Linked DNA regions of Homo sapiens: region 1 is linked to region 2. Evidence: read pairs that join two places in POLR2A ChIA-PET (ENCODE). Cell type or tissue: PC-3. All regions are shown on one strand.

Region 1 (2,500 bases), 190 kb before region 2:
AAAATAAATGAGTTTTGAGGCATCAGCATAGACTATACAATCATACGTGTTCCAGAATTAACACATTGCTTTGCAAAGTAGTTTTTAAAGGTCTTCAGGAATATTAAAATTAATTTCAGCATAGGACTTTATTTTTCTCAAATCAGTTCAACTCTTTTGGAAGAATCAGTTCACCTATTTTAGATGACTTTTAATTTTTGTTCCTGGTAAGGAAAAGCAAACAACCAAACAGTTCTCTAAAATTGTAACTTGAAATATCTTGATTTTTTAAAATGGAGTTTCACTACTTTCATAATTAGAAAATTTATATGATAATGCCAATAAATGTTTAAATTCAGTTTTAGCAGGAAAATTTAGGAATGAATAACACTTTCAGATTAAGAAACTTCAGACAATGGAGTCTGTTGTGTATTTTACATTTTAACATGTAATAACGTTCTTAAAACATCTTCATTAGTTACGATAAACCCTAATTTAGGGTTTCTAAATGTTATAACAATGTTTTATTTCAGAAAATATACTGCTAGGGGTTTGGCATGATGTACCAGTATTTTTTTCTTGTACTACATAAATTCTCTCAGTATTATATGATTTCAAATTTCAATTCCAATTTCAGCTTAATGTGGAAATAAAGTAAAATTGTTCTGTGTATATTTATAGTAAGGAAACAAATAAGTTTATGCTGCTGTTATCATAATGATATCTTAACATTTAGTATGAAAATACTACTACCTAGTTATTGTCCATATTAACCATTCATTAGAGCAGTTTATTTTTCTAGCTCACATTTATTTTTCTTATTTGATGGAGACTGTTTTCCAATATTGTTTATGTCTTGGAGTAATAGTGGGATGATACATGATTTGGAAGAAAGACTATCTTTAGAATGAGGCAGGGTTTCACTTTACTTTGGCCCTTACATTAATAAAATGAACAGAGGTACTACCTATCTCCTATAGTTGTTGTGGAAAAACGACCACATATTAATGTATAAAAAACACTGAGCAAGTTCTTGGTATGTAGTAAGCACTTAATAAATGCTAATTATCTGAGTATCCTTTATCCCACTTCTGTTGGGTGGAGCACGCTTAGGAAGCTTGGCCTGACTCACTCTGTGAGTGATTATATTTGAGTCAGGGTGAAAGGGCAGCCAGAGTCGGGTTTAATATATGAAACCACATGGATCCCAAGGCCTGGGGAACACAAACAGACCTAATTACAATGCCTGGAGTGTGACGCCTTCCCACTCATTTCAGGAAGACCTGTTTTCTTTTAGTGGAATTTCCTAAAAGGATCGTGCCTGTAGATAGACTAACTCACTTGCTCTTTTTCTGTAATTGAAATGGTATGCAAGTCATCACTTCACTTCCTCTCACTTGTAATATTCATACCCTGATGGCCTGCCCTTATTGGAATCAGCGTAGCTTCCTCTGTGGTCATGTACTAGGATATTTCGTACTCTCTTAAGATTCAAATTTCTCCACAACATGCGCTTTTAGAAAACTAGACCCAGTGATGAAACATATGACTGCAAATAAACTATGAATACGCAAGTTAACATTACACGTTACCAGATACCCAATCTCAAATCACTTGTACACTTGTACAGCTCTTTTAATACACTATTTCGATCTTACTATCTTTGGAGACATAAAAAACGTCAGAGTATCCAATTGCATTTTCTTTAATAACTAAAACAGATCATCTAGTTTTGCATAAAGTCAGACTTAACGATGATGTCATTTTTGATTATTTCTTTGGCTTAAGCAAGTTATAGTATTTTGCTGACCTTTGGGGAAAAAGCCCTCTATAAGCCTGTTTTATGGTTATTTGAGCAGATGAGTGTTAGAGAAGCTGAGTGATCATTCAGTTAAAACAACAGCAACAACAAAGGTCCTCTTAGTTTTTATAGTCAATGAAAGAAGAAAACAAGAATGCAGTATTTTAAAACGTTTGAATTATGTATTCTATGAGTAAGTAGTGTATGCATTAGCTAGCAATTCTGGAGTATCAATGTATAAAGTCACAGAAATAAAATGAGAATACTTAAGGTATTTTCTTGAAATTATGCTGAAAATTCAAATATGCAAACTTTAGAATAATAGTTATGTCTATACCTAAACACAACTTAGTAGTTTTGTTTCCTCAAGAATCTATTACTCAGAAACATTTTCGTCCCAACAAATAATGCACAGCCATTATAAATGTATCTTTTTAAACAATAAATATACACCATGAAATTATTCTACTCTCTAAATAATAATACATTTAATCAAATCACTAAATACATCTTTTTTTCATAAAGAACTAAAAGTTACCAAAATATACCATCACTTGATATCCTTTATCAAGGACATACTTTCTCTGTCACTTTTTGTCTAAGGAACATAAAGACTTTTAGCAAGTTTTTTGAAATTACTAATAAGGAAATATGAATAAAGCTTTGGAATAAAAATTAACTCATTAATGGCAATATATTTGAAAACTGGTTTTATTTTTT
Region 2 (2,500 bases):
GAGGCTGACGTGGGAGGATCACTTGCACCCAGGCGTTAGAGGGTGCAGTGAGCTATGACTGTGCCACTGCACTCCAGCTTGAGTGGCAGAACAAGACTTTGTCTCAAAAAAAAAAAAAAAAAAAAAAAGCACAATTTTCCACCTGGTCTTTGCTACCTCTCTACATTTAGATATGCTGAATCATCCAAATTTCTCTGGTCTCCGGTCACTGGGCCATGCAGTTCTCTTGGGTCTTCTTTAGATCTACTAGTTTACGTTTAGCTGTTCTTCTTGTTGATGGTTTAGGTTTATATGCAATTATACTTGATTAATATTTTCTATTGTGGTAATTGGATTTTGGTTCATAAACAAGCCTTTCCATTTTAATGATTATATATTTTTTCATCTCATCTTCTAGCCTTATGATGATTTCAATTTTTAAGCATAGTTAATTTTGAATTTATATCATGAGACTTTGGAAATTCCTCCAGGTGGCCTTAAACAAATCCAGTTCTCCCTCTTCTCTCCTGTTCTCAAGAAAAATTGTACAATGTTCTGGAAATACAACATACTAAGATAGAACCTCAGTGGAATACCTCATGCTCTGTTCCAGCCTCCCTCTAGAAAAGGATTTATTACAAGGTTTTCCCCCGTGGTTCATGTGACCCCAGTGCATAAAGCTCAGGATCGGCTGCCTTCTGGCATCTCTCAGCTGCAGTTCGTGTGGGGACCATGAAGGTAAGATTCCATCCCCCTTGGGCAGCTTTTCTGGGTCCTGGGGGAATTCAGTTGGCAATGAATCTTAAGCTTCTGTTGTCCCTTCCTGACTATCTGTAAGCAATGAATCTGCTCATGTAATTTGTTGTGTATGTAGGTATTCTATCTCACTAAACTCAGACAAATTGGTAACTAGTGCACAGTGAACCTGCTTTAAATGAAGTATGAAGAGTCATTCACACTTACATTGCCTCATTATATATACGTATATTTCACTGGTGTTTAGATTTCCCTGTCCCTGCTACATGCTTCCTCATTATTCTATAGATTATTCCAGCTGGGGATTGAAAATAATTGTTGTCATGTTATCCTTCCATCTATTCATCCACAAAAAGCATTCCATCCTGAAAATTTTTTAAATTATAACATTTTTAATTTATTAATTATAATTACTTTTATTAATTTTTTTATTAATTATAATTATTACTTTTTAAATTATAACATTCACAGCCACAGAGTTATATTTTCTATCCTCTTTGAAGCCACGTAAAAAACTTTGTTGAATAATATTGTGACATCGGACTTAGAAAATGTAAGTCTCTTATTACCTGCCTTCCTTCCTGCCTGCCTCTTTCTCCTTCTTCTTCTACATCTCTTTCTTTCCTTTTGCCTTCCTTTCTTTTTTCTTCCCTCCCATAAAATAGCTATTGATCAATAACACATGTTTCTCATTTGGTTATATGAGAACATGCAACTCATTGGCATGCTATACTATAACTAAATTAAATAAATATTTAATTAAATAAACATTTATTGAGCACCTATAATGTGCAAGGCATTTAGCATTTTTAAGCTACACTTGGCACACTCTTGTGTAAGACAAAAGTCTTGAAACTTTGAAATCCAGAGATAGAAACACCTGCAATCAAGAATGAAAGGCAGCCAAAGCACACTACCTATCTGTCAGCAAAAAAACATTTGATTGTACAGACCTTCAGCTTTCCATGGCTTCCACTGGTTCAATATCCCGGATCCTTACTTTGAATACCTGTGTGCCCGTAGTTATGTAATAATATCTGACTCCTTTTGATTATTTGACTTCCATCATTGACCCGTATATATGATATGGCACTTGTCCCTTCCAGCCCCTCCTGATTTTGCTACTTGGTATTAGCCACCAGATTCACCTTACACCTGTGTTCATTTGCTCTTAAGATTCTGTTTCTACCCCATGACATTCTCTCTGCCCTTACAGCTCTTCACCCAGCCACTAGTTACGAATTAAGAGCTAATTTGATACTTCCCACTCCACATTTTCAGAACAGTCTTGGTAAATGGTTTCCTATTGTTTCCAGTGCTGAAACTATGGATGATTATCTAGTATTGGGTTGATTTTGAAGTTGTGGGATCTCTACATTTTAAAACTAAGCTCACAGAGTTCAAAATGTTCTATCTTAGTATTAATAGAAACAATAAAACTTTTTAAAAATCTAAAAAGAATGAAAAAGTTGATGCTTTACCTCAATTTCACCTCCTGGCAATTCAACCTACTCTTGCAAACACAGTGTTATAATTACCATCACATTCTTCTTGTTTACAGCAAGAGTTAATTTTTTTAATCTCTCTTAGCTTAGGAACTGAAGTGTCTTTGTTTGAATACTTTAACTCGGGTCATAATGTTATCCTTCTTGCTGATCTATTCTTAAGCTGTTATCTTCTTTCCTTTACCAATCCAATCACCTCCCTATGGAAACTCCCTATTTTCCAAAACTGAAGATACCCATATTTGTTCCAGAAACACATT

What was found. ChIA-PET counts read pairs that join two places held together with the same protein. Peaks named below come from ENCODE experiments on the same cell type or tissue, not always from the same donor. Only the 100,000 strongest peaks of a DNase experiment are listed, where the experiment ranks them.
Region 1: POLR2A ChIA-PET joins it to region 2 with 6 read pairs; 2 of 35 experiments call an interaction of 5 or more read pairs at or near these places.

The regions. Positions count from the first base shown.
Region 1 is chr7:84,041,105-84,043,604 of GRCh38, reverse strand. All of the region lies in intron 6 of SEMA3A (semaphorin 3A), which reads left to right. Among named protein-coding and RNA genes, the nearest start is that of SEMA3A, 150 kb to the left of the region's middle. In PC-3, no CTCF peak of the experiment used is centred here; a DNase peak (open chromatin) is centred at 1,194; H3K27ac peaks cover 2,500 bases.
Region 2 is chr7:83,853,974-83,856,473 of GRCh38, reverse strand. No RefSeq gene overlaps it. Among named protein-coding and RNA genes, the nearest start is that of SEMA3E, 210 kb to the right of the region's middle. In PC-3, no CTCF peak of the experiment used is centred here; no DNase peak of the experiment used is centred here.